Linked DNA regions of Homo sapiens: region 2 is linked to region 1. A link is an interaction called in ENCODE POLR2A ChIA-PET data of the cell type or tissue named here. Cell type or tissue: A673. All regions are shown on one strand. Each heading gives the region's core, and the rest is flanking DNA. Links, peaks and the distances in the headings are about the cores only. Region 1 has its middle 35 kb from the start of OR10G7. Region 2 has its middle 22 kb from the start of ROBO3.

Region 1 (4,385 bases), core at 218-4,217:
AATTTGTGTGTGTAGCATATGCGTGTGTCTTTGGTGGAAAGATGATCACCAAATTGTTGAGTGGTTATTGCTCGATAGATTTCAGTAGATTAAAAACAATTATTGTTTGTATTTTTCTTTATTGATAGTATCTTTACAAATTCAACATTAGCACATTTCAATATAAAACATTAAATTGTTTTATCAGAAAAGGGTCACAATCCAGACCCCAAGAGAGGGTTCTTGAATCTTGTGCAAAAAACAATTCAGGACAAATACACAGAGTAAAGCAAAAGCAAGTTTATTAGGAAAGTAAAGGAATGAAAGAATGGCCACTCCATAGGCAGAGCAGGACATTCCCAAAAGCAAAAGGAAGAATTACGTCCACCTTAGGTACAATGCTTGTTTATATATAAGAAACAAAGCAAAACAATTGTGGGGAAGGTCTACTGTTAGGGGATCTTTGGGGTGTCACTTTTCTGACCGGAAACATCTGTGACCAGTGGCGCCTTTGCTTGAGATTTGGTGGGGCCCACTGGGCTCATTCTGCCTACTTGGCCTTGCAGGCTGTGCTTGGCTGACGCTACTGGCCTTGATCCCATGTCTCCCAAGGGCGAGTAAGGTGGGAGCGGTGAAGGGTATGTGAGCAAGTGTGAGGTCTGGCCACTGCACACAGTCAGACAGGCTGGTTGCTGCAGTGGGGTGGGCAGCTCCAAGTGCCGGCATGGGTGCTGGTTCTTTGCAAGGCTGTGGCCAGACCAGGTGCACTGCAAGCAGCTTCCACAGCTGGCACTGGGGACCATGGTGGTGCCTGGAAGCTTGGAGATTGCAGGGCCCCAAAGAGGGAGTCACAGCCCTGTGGGGGAGCTCCCAGGTCTGGGATCCCCAAAGGGCCACAGCTCTTCTTTCCTTCTCTTCACCTGCAATGTAGGGAGCAAGCAAGGGGCATGTCTCAGCCCTGTTTGTGTTACAGCTCTTTTAGCTTTGCCATTCGTTGGGTCACGAGTTCTTGTCCTGTGACTAGGAAAAGTGAGTTATGCAGACAAGTGGAGGGTGAGTAAGAGGAAGAAGAGCTTTATTGAGCTATAGAACAGCTCAGAGGGGACCTGCAGTGGGGAGCTTCTTTCTGCAGCCGGAGTGTCCTGACAAGTGTTCAGCTCCTAGGGAGCGGGTAGTTCCTCTCTGCTAGAGGTCATCTCAACAAGTGTTGAGGGTAGCTCCTCTCTGCTGCGGGTCCTCCCATTGTCTGCAGCTCTAAGCAGAGAAGAGGCCCTAGAGTGGTGGCTCCTCTCTGCAGCAGGTCATCCCATTGCCTCTGCAGCTCTCAGCAGAGAGTGTAACTCCTCTCTGCTGCTGATCATCCTGTCACCTCTCCATCCTCTGATCTACCCTGCTGTAGCTGATCCCAGGGCTTTTATGGACCTCAGAGGAGAGGAAGTGTGTGCCAGTTGGTCCATGGGTGGCCATGGGCAGGTCTGGAAAAGGCACCACAAGACCCCACTCCACCAGCAGCCTGGCCCCTAGCCTTCGGACCCTCCCTGGGGGACCTGACCCCTTCCACCCAGGAGTCTGTCTGCCTCCTGACACTGTCCATGCCGCCCAGGCTGCTAGCCCCCAGGGGCACCTGCAGGCCAGCACCTAGCTGCCCTCAGCCCCCCACCACTCAGCTTCCCCCGTACCCAGCCTTTGTGCTCCTGGATGCTCAAAGTCTGGAGGGGGCCGAGGCAGCAGGGGGCTGGTGTATCAGTGCTGCCCACAGCGTGCACACACCCGGCTACACCCAGCCGGCCTGTGACAGCTCCAGGGTTCATTCAGCCCCAACCCTGCTCTGAGATTGGAGTGGGTGCCAGGAGTGGCGAGCGGCTAGGCAGTGGGAGCAGACAACCCTGAGCCTTCGCGGGAGGGCCTTCCGGGTCCTCGAGGGTACAGAGAGCAGAAATGCCAGAGTCCCGTGCCTGGGAGGGTGGGGCTCCCCTGGCCTCCTGGAGCTTGCAGACAGCCCTGGCCACGCCTCCTCACAGCCTGGGGTAGGGGGTCCGGATGCTCTGCCTGCCCCTCAGTGCCGGATTGTGCTGGAGGGTAGCTTGGCCCAGCCCCATTGCGGTGGCCCTCAGGGTGGTGGGCTTTGGGGGCCTGGGGAGAGGGTGCTCCTTCTTGTCCTTGTCCCTGGCTCCCAGCGGCTCCGTGGAGGATGGCACTGCCTCAGGCCCAGCTCCACCTCCTCCCTGCACCCTCCCAGCAGTTGCTGCAGATGAGAGCGGCGATGGGACCAGGGTCCAGAGCAATGGAGGCTCCGTGCCTGGGAGCGGGTTCTGCCGGCTGCGGAAGGATAGGGGTGGCACAGTCAGCCGCCTTGGGGACACAGGACATAGGGGACCCACCACCGCCACTGCCGCTCCCGCAGCAGCTCGTGCCGCCACCACCCACGCCTCCTTGCTGCAGCCAGCGTGACGACAGCGGCTGCTCCGGACCACCCGCAAGCGGCCATCACGGCAAGGGACTAACCGTCGTGTAACTACTGTCTGCCACAAAAATCTCTATTATTATCTTTAAAGGGAAACTTCTTCTTAAACTAAAAATGCTTTTGTTCCTAATATATTGGGACATCGGGACATTTCCTGGGTCTGTTGTTTCCTGGGTCTGTTTGGTAAACCTTGTTAACCTGTTCCCTTCACTATAAACATCCTGTGACTTAGAATGCCTAGCCTCTTGGGAAGGCATCCCAGCAGCTTCCTCATTTTACCCAGCCCCTGTTCAAGAGGGAGTCTCTCTGGTTCCAACACCTCTGACAGTTTTGAAGAGAAAAAAATAATCCTCTTGAATAAATCTTCTGATAATTCTCACCTAATGTGATTGGAATCTACTGGGCCTACTAGATGGAGCTTGTTGAAAGAGAGGGGAGCTCTATGAGCTCCCAAAATACGTCAAAAAATAAAAATTAGAGAACAAAAAGAAAGATTTCCAAGGGGTGATATAAAATAGGAATTGGAGGATGGAGAAACAATAGCACACCTACCTCTAGAATTTCATAAAACCGGGATATGATACCTAGAGAAACTGTTGCAAATTATCAATTTTTAATTTTCTTTATTTAAAAGAAAATCTTTGTATGTTACTTCTGGGTGATTCTCAGAACTAAATCTGGTTTAGTAATTTATTTTCGTTAGTCTGATATTCAGTTATCATGTTAAAATTTTTGCTATAATGTATTAATTTTATAAGATTTCTATGGGCATCTTGTCATAACTTTTGCTTGCCTTGTTTCAGCATTTTCTATTTTTGTTTCAAAATAATATTTTTCCTTTTATGGTCTCCTTAACACTTATATTTTAAATTCTTTGAGATGTGGTAGTCCATCTTCTTTCTTTTTCTCTCTTTCTTTCTCTCCTTCTTTCTTTCCTTCTTTCTTTTTCTCTTTCTCTTTTTCTTTTCTTTCTTTTCCTTTCTCTCTCTCTCTCCTTCTTTCCTTCTTTCCTTCTTTTTTTGAGACAGGATCTCACTCTGTTGCCCAGGCTGCACAGTGGCACAGCTCACTGCAGCTTCAACCTCCCTGGGATCGGGTCATTCTCTCACCTCAGTCTCCCCAGTGGCTGGGACTACAGGCATCTCCACCACACAGCTAATTTTTGTATTTTTTGTAGATGGGGGTTTTGCCATGTTGCACAGTCTGGTCTCAAACTTCTGGCTCAGCCAATCCACCTGCCTTGGCCTCCCAGAGTATTTCTATCTCTTAAGCTGTAAATTGTTCTGATTTTAGAGTTTGTTGTGTGTGTTTTAAGAGTGTTAGTTTCCATACATCTTTTGATCATAACTTCTGCACAGTTCTCATTTGCGAGTCCCTCCTGGATTATTCTCTAGCACAACCCCTGACCCTGGTGAGGTGTGGCACCGGCCTCACAGCCTGCTTGGCTAGTGGATTTCTGGCTCCATCCTTGCTGGAGCAGCTTTGGTCTTCAGTCTCAGATGGGTGGTGTTGGTGCCCTGATTCAGGATCTTCTGGGTTTTTTTCATAGTTTGAGAGTGGCATAAACAACACTCAATGTGCCTATTTCCTACTGTCTCACTCAATAGCAATAATCCACATGGGGGACTTCTGTTGTGGGGAGAGGGTTCCCCACACACCAAGTGACCAATCAATTCTGCTGCAGACACTAGTTGGGTGTCCTCCAGTTCAATTCTGACACTGTCAGCCTAGAGGTAGCATCAGATCCCACAGGTTGAGGGCTCAGTCCCCAAGAAAGACTGCCCTCCCAAACCCCCCCACCCCCCGCCCCAGTTAGGCTCCAGTCACAAGTCAGGGCCTCTGGAAATGCTGGCGTAGGGTTGGGGTTCCTGCAACCCCCCTTTTTGGGCTCGATTATTTTGCTAGTGGCTCATAGAACTCAGGAAAACACTTTTTATACTTA
Region 2 (4,385 bases), core at 62-4,061, 770 kb after region 1:
CAAAATAATGAGGTGATTCCTCAGATTCCCCTAATGGTGACCAACGATTTTTTTTAAATCACTTATGAACAAATGGATTTAAATATATCTCATGTGTTTCAAACCAAGTATATTTTGATTGGGCATTTTAAAATTAGAAGATGTCATATTAAAAACATTGACCTCTGGCTTCCGTTGTAGAATATCTGGCAACCTTGAGTCCTTTTCCAGCAAGACTAGAGCAGACTTTGGCTGAGGGGCACTGCCTCCTTCAGTAGGCATTCATTCTTGCCTTGGCATGCTTTGATCTTCTTAGACCCTGGACCCCCTGCCCTGCAGGAGTAAGTCTGTAAAGCAGATCCAATCCAAGTCTCTCACCTTATAGATGAGAGAGCTGATGAAGTAGCTTACCTTCCTGAGACTGGAAGACAAGTCTCCTGGCTGCCTACCAAGACGAGGGTAAAGCAAACAGGGAAGACCAGCTGGTTTCTGCCTTACCTGCAAGTTGAGCTGAGCCAGAGACCTGGGACCACTTCAAGATAACCTTCCTCCCCATTTGCAAACACACCTTGCAGAGGAAACTTGGGAATATTCCAAACTCCACTCCCTCTTTTGCCTCCCACATCCAATCAGCCACCTAGCCTGCTAATTAGCCTCCCTTCCTCCATTCCTGTCCTCCTCCAACTCATCCTCCTCACTCGCAATGAGGTTTTCCAAAACATATGTCTAACCATGTCACTCTCTGGCTTTAAAATCCGTCACTAACTGCTCATTGCCTTTAGGTTACATCGAAGTCAACATTAGCACAGCACACAAGGCTCCTCATGTCCTGGGCTCTGCCATGGCTAGCTCCTTACCTCATGCTGTCTCCTTGTCACAACTCCGTCCTCCAGCTGGACGGAATAGCCACAGGGCTCTGTGCACACAGTTTTGTCTATGTTATGTCCTCTCTGTATTTGCTGTTTACTCCTTTAAACATCCACTGCTTCCCTGGCTGGCTTCCACTTCTAGCTTAAGTCCCACTCCAGGCTTTGATCTTAGGAAAGGCCTTCTTGGCAAGCCTTGACTGCATTCCATGTCCTACTCCGCACTTCCACAGCATTCTGGCTCACTTTAAGATGAGGACCTTGCCACTGATGGGTGGTTTTGCTCTTTGTTTGGTTTGCTTTTTCACTTGTTTCCCTCCTGGCCGGTGTGGAAGCTTCCTGATGCCTGACAGGGGCTATGTCTGTATCTCCATCTCCTAAATCATGTTCCCAACCATGTTCCCAATGCACAAAGTAGGTGCAGGCCAGTAAGGATTTGGTTAGTCAATGAAATTAAACAAAAGAGATGAAGGTTTGTGGACTGTTTTGGAGAGAAAGAGGACCCCCTTCCCTTGCAGGGAAGGGACTTGATGCAAACGACCGCATGGCAGTAGGCTCGCTGGGCAGATGCCCAGGAGATATTAGGGCTGCTGGGGCTGAGGTAATATCCTGCGAGGCCAGCCGGGTCTGCAGCCCTGGCTGGGTCACGACCCAGGCTCTGCCTGGCTCGGACATCCTCGGACCTGTGCATGCATGTGTGCGTTTGTGTGTGCGCGCGCGTGTGTGTATGTGTGTGTGTGTGTGTGCGCGCGCACACACACACACACACACACACACACACACAGCCTCGCCAACCCCGCCTCCTCCCGCTGGGAGGATAATTAAAGCGCCAAACGGCGGAGCGGGCGGGCAGCGTTCCCGGGGGCGCATTTCATCGGGGCTGATTAATGAGGCCGGGGAGTTAATGAGGAGAAAGCTAAACGCAGGGAGCTGAGCCGCGGAAGGCCTCTCCGAGGCCCTGGAGGGGGTCCTCCGAAGGCATCTCCCGCCCTCTCTTTCTAGTAGCGGCTTAGCGCAAGCCACATGGTGCCCCAGGCTCCTCTCGCCGCCTCAAGCCAGGGGCGGGGGGGAGGAGGGGTCGCCCCAAGTCATACCGGCCGCACTGAAGTCGGTCTCCTCCGCTTGTGGCTAACCCGGCTAAACAGCAAAAGAGCCTGCCTTGCCATCTAAAACACAACAAAGGACCTCAGGAGACCGCCACTTTCTTCTTCTCCTCAGGGAACTTTGGGCATGGGTCCCAGACCACCTGCAGATTGCATTCCAGATCCGAATTAAGGATCAGCTCTGCCGTGCCAACCGAGTAACCTTAGACAAGTTACTTAGTCCTTTGAGCCTCAGCTTCTGCGTCTGTAAGATGGGCTCACACTCCTTACCCGCCCTAAAAATGGCTTTTAGTGAGTGCCAGACACTACTCTAAGCACTTGGCGTGTATAATCTTATTGATTCTTCCCAACAGCTCTAGGAAGTAGGCTCTGTTATTATCGTCTTTACTTCAGAGATAAGGACATTGAGGCAGAGAGCAGGGTCTTAACTTGCCTGAGGTCGCACTGCTACTTGCCAGGACTGACCCAGCTAATACGCAGTGGAGCCGGAAGTGAACACACACAGGCTGATCCCAGAACCTGTGCCCTATCCTTAGCATAAGGCTGTGGTGCTAGTTCTCAAGGCGGGTGTGAGCATCAAATCATACCCTCAAATCCAGAGAAGGGCTTTGTTTTTGTTTTTGAGACACAGTCTCACTCTGTCGCCCAGGCTGGAGTGCAGTGGCACAATCTTGGCTCACTGCAATGTCTGTCTCCCGGATTCAAGTGATTCTCTTTCCTCAGCTTCCCAAGTAGCTGGGACTACAGGTGGCCACCACCACGCCCAGCTAATTTTTTGTATTTTTAGTAGAGACTGGGTTTCACCATGTTGGTCAGGGTGGTCTTCAATTCCTGACCTCAAGTGATCTGCCCGCCTTGGCCTCCCAAAGTGCTGAGGTTACAGGCATGAGCCACTGTGCCTGGCCCAGAGAGGGACTTTGTACACTGTAAAATGCTAAGCAAATGTGAGAAGAAGCAATTATTAATACTATTAATATTAACTTACCGGGCTCTGTGGCTTGTGCCTATAATCCCGGCTACTTGGGAGGCTGAGGCAGGATGATCACTTGAGGCCAAGAGCTCAAGACTCTTGTGATTCACATTCATTCCCAGTTTTGAACCCAGAGTAGAGACAAGGCAGTGAGGGATGGAGCCACTGAACAGAGAGAGAGAGCAGGCAGGGTGATGGCTTTTCCAGCAGTCCGCATCCTTGTGTCCTAACTGCGGCAGTAGAGCTGAGAGTGACCTCTGCCTGACCTCAGGCAGTGACCCCCACGCCTTCAACGCACACCCTCAATGCACACTCTTCTGTAGTCAAAAGACGGACACACCAAATGTTCCCCATCTTCCTACAAGTGGCAGAGGAGTAGTAGCCTGAATTTTAAGAGAGCATGGTGCGAAGGGATGAGGGTGAGTTTGGACTCAGATAACCCATGTTACCATATGAATCTGTCATCTACCAGCTGTGTGAGCCTGGGTGAGTTGCTTATCCACTCTGAGCCTCATCCTGCCGGTTGGGAATGGTAGCTGCTCTCCCTGTGTCGCAGGACTGCTGTGAAACGGCAAACAGGAAGTTCTGGATGTGAAAGGACATTGCCACTTTTTGTCCTTGGTTGGAGAGTGCAGGTCACTACCCTGGGACATGCCAGGAGTTTCTAGCAATGGGCAACAGGGCAAAGAGCCTGAGCTCTCCCGTGAATGCCCTTCCCCTCCCCTAGTAATCTGATTTTGGGATCTACAACTCCATATCGCTCTCCAGTCGAGAATGATTTGAGACCGGAAGCCAATCAGCTCCTACCAAGTCTTGATGAGTTTGAAATGAGCCAATTTCCTCTGGATGAGTTTCTTCTGCTGAATCAGGGAAACTGAGGCTGCCCAGGCCAACCTAAAACAAATCAGTCTCCCCCCGCGGAAGTCAGACACTTCCACCTTCCCACCAGTCTGACTCTAAAGCCCCCAGCCCTCAGTAATGCTTTGCACCATCCCCCCCTCCACTGTGGGGGCCACCAGTACTGGCAAAAGGGGGAGCATAAATAATTTTCTCCAAAGGAGCTTGTGTCTAGAGAAACCAATATTTAACATCCCCATTTACATTGAAAGCGTGATTCTGATTATGAGATGGTAATGAGAGGATTAGGCAGAGGAGAGGGCCCCCCTGCCTGCCGCCCCCTCCTGTTCTTCCCTCCATCACCCTGCATCGCACAGGGTCTTATTCCTGGAGGAGGACGTGGGGAAGGGGTTGGGGCACTCCCACTGGGAGAGCATCAGAGATGCCAGAGCAGGGCAGGGGTCCTTCAAGACCCCAAGTGAGAGCCCCTTATTCATGTCTGGAATCAATTAGCCTCAGAGGGGGTGACAGGTGAGATGCGAGACACCTGACTCTGGTCCTTCCCTTGCCTTTCCCCTACACTGCGCCCCTCTGCTCCTGGATTCTGCCTGGTATTCCCGACAGGTGTGT

Evidence for each region. Peaks named below come from ENCODE experiments on the same cell type or tissue, not always from the same donor. Only the 100,000 strongest peaks of a DNase experiment are listed, where the experiment ranks them.
Region 2: POLR2A ChIA-PET joins it to region 1 with 8 read pairs; 1 of 35 experiments calls an interaction of 5 or more read pairs at or near these places.

Annotation. Positions count from the first base shown.
Region 1 is chr11:124,074,078-124,078,462 of GRCh38, forward strand. No RefSeq gene overlaps it. Among named protein-coding and RNA genes, the nearest start is that of OR10G7, 35 kb to the left of the region's middle. In A673, for the core only: no CTCF peak of the experiment used is centred there; a DNase peak (open chromatin) is centred at 2,204; H3K4me3 peaks cover 1,170 bases.
Region 2 is chr11:124,841,519-124,845,903 of GRCh38, forward strand. No RefSeq gene overlaps it. Among named protein-coding and RNA genes, the nearest start is that of ROBO3, 22 kb to the right of the region's middle. RefSeq lists enhancers at 1,075-1,638, 1,639-2,200. In A673, for the core only: no CTCF peak of the experiment used is centred there; a DNase peak (open chromatin) is centred at 1,813; H3K4me3 peaks cover 808 bases; H3K27me3 peaks cover 3,398 bases.